2 separate regions of the Homo sapiens genome follow, and region 1 is linked to region 2. Evidence: chromatin contacts called from ENCODE Hi-C or POLR2A ChIA-PET data. All regions are on one chromosome and are shown on one strand. Each heading gives the region's core, a stretch centred on a gene start or an enhancer-like site at or near the end of the contact. The rest is flanking DNA. Distances are from core to core; before and after follow the strand shown. Region 1 overlaps MTOR (mechanistic target of rapamycin kinase). Region 2 holds the start of MTOR-AS1 (MTOR antisense RNA 1).

Evidence for each region. A loop is a pair of places that touch in the nucleus more often than their neighbours do. ChIA-PET counts read pairs that join two places held with the same protein, here RNA polymerase II (POLR2A). Pooled maps may share reads with other maps.
Region 1: a loop to region 2 is called in a map of astrocyte of the cerebellum, with 7 times the contacts of the local background. The contact joins the enhancer-like site here to the promoter of MTOR-AS1 in region 2. A Hi-C loop is called at or near these places in 2 of 168 maps with a recorded cell type or tissue (astrocyte of the cerebellum and right cardiac atrium) and 1 of 50 pooled maps. POLR2A ChIA-PET finds 5 or more read pairs at or near these places in 5 of 52 experiments (H1, Panc1, WTC11 and 2 more).

Annotation. Positions count from the first base shown.
Region 1 is chr1:11,244,632-11,248,721 of GRCh38, reverse strand. It overlaps MTOR (mechanistic target of rapamycin kinase), which reads left to right. Exons shown (of 58, transcript NM_004958.4): 7 at 628-903; 8 at 989-1,097. Among named protein-coding and RNA genes, the nearest start is that of MTOR, 16 kb to the left of the region's middle. RefSeq lists an enhancer at 1-307. Within about 2 kb of position 2,506, at least 4 of the 41 ENCODE cell types and tissues checked have a DNase peak (open chromatin) inside an H3K27ac peak, as active enhancers do.
Region 2 is chr1:11,141,899-11,145,565 of GRCh38, reverse strand. It overlaps MTOR-AS1 (MTOR antisense RNA 1), which reads right to left and starts at 1,668. Exons shown (of 4, transcript NR_046600.1): 1 at 1,579-1,668; 2 at 680-899; 3 at 287-413. It overlaps MTOR (mechanistic target of rapamycin kinase), which reads left to right. Exons shown (of 58, transcript NM_004958.4): 33 at 521-598; 34 at 811-918.

The sequences.
Region 1 (4,090 bases), core at 1,257-3,756, 100 kb before region 2:
TCCTGCCTCAGCCCCCAAGTAGCCAGGACTACAGGTGCCCACCACCACGCCCAGCTAATTTTTTGTATTTTTAATAGGGACGGGGTTTCACCATGTTGGCCAGGCTGGGCTTGAACTCCTGACCTCAGGTGATCTGCCCACCTTGGCCTCCCAAAGTACCGGAATTACAGGCATGAGCCACCACGCCTGGCCTGCATAAGTTTTTACCTGGGTTTCTAGGGAGAAGAAAGAGATCAGACAGTCCTTAACAGGATGCTGGCAGGGGAGCTCCCATCACCTTTGCAAGCCTCATTGCAGTGGCCTAGGTCAGTAGTCACAGCAGTATGCAAGTCAGCCCTTCCAAACCAAGTGAGGAGTCCTGGGAGGTGAGAACCCTTGGCAAGGCAGCCCTCTGCTGCTGCTTTATTGTTCAATAGGTGGTGCTCTTCTGCCTAACTTAGAACAAAATCAGGTCCCTTGCAAGGTTCTGGGGAAATTGTAACCCTAAACATGAAGAGTGGCCACCCTTCACTTTGGAAGTAGTTGCGTTTCGGGATTAGGCAAATGTAATTGTCTGTAGAATCCACAGTGCCCAGTTTGAATGCCAGTCATAAGTAAAGATGATTTTTTTCCTCCTCATATATATAGCGTCTGAGAGAAGAAATGGAAGAAATCACACAGCAGCAGCTGGTACACGACAAGTACTGCAAAGATCTCATGGGCTTCGGAACAAAACCTCGTCACATTACCCCCTTCACCAGTTTCCAGGCTGTACAGCCCCAGCAGTCAAATGCCTTGGTGGGGCTGCTGGGGTACAGCTCTCACCAAGGCCTCATGGGATTTGGGACCTCCCCCAGTCCAGCTAAGTCCACCCTGGTGGAGAGCCGGTGTTGCAGAGACTTGATGGAGGAGAAATTTGATCAGGTAAGTGGTGAGAGGCCCTTTCCCTCTTTTCCTAAGCTCCACACCTCACTTTTCCCCTGCCAACCCTTTATCCTTCCTCTCTCAGGTGTGCCAGTGGGTGCTGAAATGCAGGAATAGCAAGAACTCGCTGATCCAAATGACAATCCTTAATTTGTTGCCCCGCTTGGCTGCATTCCGACCTTCTGCCTTCACAGGTGAGGATGTCCATGGAAGACATCATTACCCATCTCAGGGTAAACAGGGAACAGGTGATTCCAGAAAAGCCAAATATCTTTTCCTTTGAAGCAACGCCAACAAATCTCTGATTTCTTTGTCTCATGTCCAATTTCAATGCTATTTAGTTCAGGTTTTCTAATGTCAGAGGCAGCAGACACAGGAACAATCAGAACAGAGAGGCAATTCTATGGCCAAGCAAATTTTCATGTATGGATGCCAACAAGTTCACAAGTAGACTTAAAAGAGACCAAAGGAAGGGCAGTTTTGATGTAGCTACTGTGCAGCATCTACGTCAAAGCTTTGTGAGTCAGGGAGGGTTTGGGGATCGTCCTGCTTCTGTCCCTGAGGTGGTCACCAAGCTGCCTCACCACTTGCAGGCAGCATCAATCCTTGGCTCCTGAAGCTGCCCCAACTCAGAGTCCAACTTCTCAACGAAGCCTTCCTAGATTGCTCCAGCTGTAAATGTCCTTGCCTTCTTCCATCATAGCCCTCAGCTGTGGAAAGGTTTGGCATCAGACCTGAGATGAACCCCACCTCCGCCCTTAACCATGAGGTTTTGGACAGATTATTTGACCTACCTGGGCCTCAGCTTCCTGACTTGTAAAATCAGAATAACAATCTCTGCCTCCCAAGATGAGCAGCATTAATGTCTCAGCATCTACTATAGTGCCTGGCACAGAGCCCTAATAAGTGGAAACCATTATATATTATTACAGCCTCCTCAAGCTACTTCAAATATGTTTTGGAAATAGGGTAGAGGTAAAATTTATAATGCTCTAGTTGCCTGTTCATACTTAATGTCCTTGTCTTACCTCTCTACTTGCTGAGTGTAGGCACCCAGTCTTGAACATCTCTTCCCACTTTACCGTGGTGCTCATTGCCTGTGCTTAGTGAAGCATTCAGGACCCATTGAGAGCCAGGAACATAAGCAAAAGGCCAGCCTGGCCCTCAGCAGACCCTATTCCCTAGCACACAGACTCACTTCACGCCACCCAGCCAGACAAACCACAGGAGAAATGTAGCTGGTCAGGTGTTAAACACGCTGTTCGAAAGAAGTAGAACGTGTTGGGTGAGGACATGACAATTCGCCACATAAAACCACTGAACCAGAGAGAAATAACAGAAGGAAAATCACCCGTATTTTGTTAGTTTCTATTGTTCTGGCCTGGCACCCAGCAGCTTTTCTCTTTTTTAATGACCAGACAGGCTGCTGTTCAGTAGAGCTTTAAATGATCTTGGATTGAAAGTCTGTGGTTCAAAAGGAACTAATAACTAGGCCAAATTTGATCAAAGTCTGGCACATTACCCTTGTAAGTTACCCTTGTAAGTTCAGAAGGCTGCCTAGCAGCAGGATACAAAGGCTCAGAGGGCCCTAGATTTCTTCTTTTGATGTGGGTGTTTGTTATTGTTGTTGCTCTCTTTTTTAAGGTTAGTCAAGGTTGTTTTATTAAATATGCTAAAATATGCCAGTGACATTCAGCCTGGGCACACCGTATAAGTATTTGCTTCATTGCATAAGTACTATTTGTTTAAAGCTTGCAGTTTGGAAGTTATTGCTTAAACTTCTCAATGTTATAAGCTTTAGAAATATAAAAAAATACTCCAAGACTGAACTAGAATCTCTACAGTCAGATTTCTAATCTCAGGATGCTAAATCCAGGAAAGAAAATTATACTCTCTTGGGGTTTTTTTTGAGACAGGGTCTTGCTGTGTCACCCAGGCTGAAGTGCAGTAATGCGATCTCAGCTCGCTGCAGCCATGACCTACTGAGCTCAAGCGATCCTCTCACCTCAGCCTCCCAAGTAGGTAGGACCACAGGCATGAGTCTCCACTCCTGGCTAATTTTTTAAATTTATTTTTTGTAGAGATGATTTGGGATCTCACTGTGTTGCCCAGGCTGGTCTTGAACTCCTGGGCTCAAGCAATTCTCCTGCCTTGGCCTCCCAAAGTGCTTGGGATTACAGACATGAGCTGTGGCGCCTTGCCAGGAAATTATGCTCTTGATTTTACCCCGTTTCCTGCCGAAATGCTATCCCCTTAGTTTTTCTTGTTGACCCACTCTAATTTTAGGGTTGTATCTCCTTGGTCACCTGTCTTCAAGCCCCAGCATGCCTCATTGTCATTTGACCACAAGAGCCATGGGAGAAAACATTTCTCAGAGTAAATGCAGTCATAGCATGTGCTATTTTAGAAGTCTAATTCATTGTCTAAATGTGGTTCTGGTAGCTTTCAGTATCCCTAACTTCCTAAGGGATGTGTGGTTTTCCCTTCTCTCCTATTTTATGTGTACTACTGGTGCCTGGACTTGGGACCAACATCAATGGAAGAGAAGAAATAAATAGACAAGAAGCAAGAATCAGGAAATTCCAGCCTTCAGAGGAGAAATAACACTTTAGCTTGGATTGTATGAGAATCGCCTACCCATGCACACTGGCTTATGTGAACCTAATGAAAATATACATGTGGCTTTCCAAATTATAGACTAAATCTTCTTCTATTAAATATAACTGTCATAAAAATCTCTAGGTAATAGCAAAATGATTTCCAGGCCTATGCTGAATGGAATGGCCTGTTTATTGCAAACAGTGCTCAGTATTACAGTCATATATTGCTTAACGATGGGGATACATTCTGAGAAATGCGTCTTAGGAGAATTTGTCCTTGTGTGAACATCATAGAATGTATTTACATAAACCCAGATGGTATAGCCTACTCTACACCTAGCTCTGTGGTGTAGCCTATTGCTCCTGGGCTACAACTTGTACAGCATGTTACTGTAATGAATATTCTAGGCAACTGTAAAACAGTGGTAAATGTTTGTGTATCTAAACATAGACATAGAAAAGATATGTAAAAATATACTGTATTATAATCTTATGGGACCACCATCATATACATGGTCCATTGTTAACCCAAACGTTGTTAAGTGGCACACGACTGTACTGTTTTTTTGTTTGTTTGTTTGTTTTTC
Region 2 (3,667 bases), core at 419-2,918:
TAAAAATACAAAAATTAGCTGGGCGTGGTGGCGGGCGCCTGTAACCCCAGCATCCCAGCTACTTGGGAGGCTGAGGCAAGAGAATCACTTGAACCCGGGAGGTGGAGACTGCAGTGAGCCAAGATCACACCACTGCACTCCAGCCTGGGTGACAGAGTGAGACTGTGTCTCAGAAGAAAAAAAAAAGGTAGATCCCCAGTTATGTCCTCTTGAGATGCAAGAACCCATGATTCGGTTTTACAGCCCACATTCCCATGCCCTTGCCACCTAAGATTTTGTGTGTTACCTTAGATAGATGTTAAAGTTTTGGATGCCATACATTTCTGTCTTCGATGAGAAATTGGATAATACCTCCTCTCAAGCCATTCAGTTCTGGGAAAATGCCCTTCTTCAGCGAATTTCTCTTTTCATCCCTGGAATTTAAGTGAGACAGATAACTTCTGTAGCTAGTTGGGGTGCCCTAAAATAACCCTAAGCTCCCAAGTCCAGAGCTCAGTCCCAAGGGTTGTTTCTCTTCTAGTGCATTGACAAGGCCAGGGACCTGCTGGATGCTGAATTAACTGCGATGGCAGGAGAGAGTTACAGTCGGGCATATGGGGTAAGTGTCAACTATTCTGCACATTGTCATTTTTGAGGCTTATTTCCATACTTTTTTCAGAATGGGCTATTGAGAACTTACAGGCTGCTGGAAACATGCCTGTTTTCTCTGATCGGCAGATACCCTGACACCAGAAGGAATGATTTAAATTAATCCTGTCTTTTGGATTGTTCGTGCAGTAATTAGTTTGGAATGCGATTTGCTTCCATCAGGCCATGGTTTCTTGCCACATGCTGTCCGAGCTGGAGGAGGTTATCCAGTACAAACTTGTCCCCGAGCGACGAGAGATCATCCGCCAGATCTGGTGGGAGAGACTGCAGGTGAGCTTGGTAGAAAGCCCCAGTTCACCCACCTACCCCTACCCCTTCCAGGACCTGGGTGAGTGCCCCCCTCCACCCTGGCTCTTACTCAACTTGCTTTTCCTGCCTCCTCCACCAGTGTATTGCTTGGCTTGCATACAAAGCAGAATACTCAAAGGCTCCTCACCTAAACTTAAGCTGTGAGAGAATGACCAATTTTCCAGTCTCTTCTTATTCTCTTCTCTAGGAATTAAAAAAAATGTTTTTTAGTAAGTGACACCTGTGACCAGTCAGTTAGGAATCATAACCTCAAAATCAGTGGTTCTCAACCTTAGCAGCACAGTAGAATCACCTGCAGAGCTTTTTAAAATCCTGATGCCCAGGCTATTCCCCAGGCCAATTAAATTTCTGGGGAGAGACTCAGGATCAGTATCTTTTCAGGTTCCCCCAGATGATTCCACCAGCCAAAGCTAAGAACCACTGCTCTAACTACACTTGGAGGCCACCTGCACCAGCTTTTCAGATGGGGTTGCCTTAGGTTCTCATTGGCCAACTCCTGCTATTTATAGCTACTTAGGTCAGAGTCATCCTGTCGCCTCTATTGAGACTTTTTTTCCACTGCAGTTTCCGCTTGTAGAGAAGAAGCTTTCCCAAGTCCTCCATCAGTGTTTTCATTCTCACATTCTGATCATTTTAACATGAGAAACTGTCACTCCAGGTCTGGGAGTCAGGAGTCTAAATGTTCTGGGAAGGATGGCCAGTTATCCCATTCCTTGAGTGGGTAGGATAGGAAGTTCATCAGCAAAAGAAAAAAGAGAGAAAGCCTTTACCACTCCAGAAACCATTTGTCTCCCTACCTATCATAATCCATCCCCGCAATTATAAACCATTTCCTCTCAACTAGATCCCCACCTAATTGCTAATTCCAAATTCTCGCTTCAGACCAATCGAAGTTTGTGCTTCCAGGCGTCTCAGTAGGCTGCGACAAAACCTTTTGACTCCAAACACATTCCTGCCTAGGAAGCTCAGGGCACATTCCCCTGGACAGGAAAGAGCAATGGGCAAAGGAACATCTATGAATACAGTCATTTATGGCTCTGAAATGAGCACATACAGTTCTTTTACATGTTTTATTAGTAATTATGAAATGCCCAGTGAATGTTTTGATGGAAAATTGTCTCCTGGGCACCAGAAAGAATTCCACAAATAAGCATTTCCCACTTGATTTGTACACACCCCAATTCTTTGAAATGCCTATAATAAAGAGTTTCTACAGCAGAGATCTGATGAACCTTCTGACAGTCTGACAAGTGGGACTTGATCCAAATGTAGACTTAGAGGAGAGGGGAGGCATGGAATGAGTCCTGGGAAGAGAGATGCCTGTCTGACTTTACTGGGTCCAGGACACTGCCACCACCTTAAGCCTTCGTGACTTTCCTATCTTGAGGCAGCAAGATGCTTTTTGGCTTACAGGAGGCCAAATTATTTCAGCATCTGGGAGAACCTAACTATTGGTGAGAAGTCACAAAAAACAATCACTCAGTGTACTTTTTTCTGTTATTTTAACTTTCGAAATCATTGTTGTCACACTTCATGGGATGGAAAAATGTGGTCCAAGGCCTGAAAGTAAAGCATTACATTTATAGTGGAAATTTGGCTCTTGTGGATGGCTTGCTGTCAAATGAACTGCTGGGGCTAGAAAACTGCCATTTTGTGGTCAAATCATTTAAATTAAAATCCCCAACCAGTATTATAGTAGTGGAAAAATACATGTTTGTTACTTTTCTTTGGAGTTGCACCAATGCTTTTGGTTCCTAAGACCCTCCCATAGGGCAGTTAGAGAGGTCAGCCTTACTGGCGCTGGGTCTCTTCTAGCCTTGGGTTCTCCAGTCAGGCTCAGACTGCATCTTATCATAGCTAAAAGCCTGAGATCATTGTCGCTAGACTTTTAAGTTTATCTCCATGGAGGACAGCTCCATGGGTTCATGGAATTTACCATGAAGCAGTAGATCTCAGGAACTCCCCTTCTGAGTCTGACTTCTTATCAACAAGGATGAAAAAGGAGTTCACTTGGCCAGGCATGGTGGCTCACACCTGTAATCCCAGCACTTTGGGAGGCTGAGGCAGGTGGATTGCTTGAGGTCAGGAGTTTGAGACTTAGCCTGGCCAACATAGAGAAACCCCCTCTCTGCTAAAAGAAAAAAATACAAAAATTAGCCAGGCGTGGTGGCGCACACCTGTAATCCCAGCTCCTTGGGAGGCTGAGGCAGGAGAATCGCTTGGACCTGGGAGGCAGAGGTTGCAGTGAGCCAAGATTGCGCCACTGCACTCCAGCCTGAGGGACAGAATGATACTCCATCTCCAAAAAAAAAGGAGTTCTGCCTGCTTCTGCTCCCAAAGTTCTGGGATTACAGGCATGAGCCACCATGCCTGGCCTTCTGATACATTTTAACTTCCCTGCAAGCCACAGCCAAATCCACTGTGAAACACAACGGAGATTTGCTGATAGAATCTCAGGTTAAGGGTACTGTGAGTGAAATACCCTTAGGCAGCCGTCCCCAACCTGACTCTCTATAGTTGTTAGATGTAAAATTAGCTTAAGCCCCTTTGATAATTAATTCACTTTTTTATTATTTTATTTTATTTATTTATTTATTTATTTATTTTTGAGACGGAGTCTCGCTGAGTCCCCCAGTCTGGAGTGCAGTGGCACGATCTCGGCTTACTGCAAGCTCCGCCTCCCAAGTTCACGCCATTCTTCTGCCTCAGC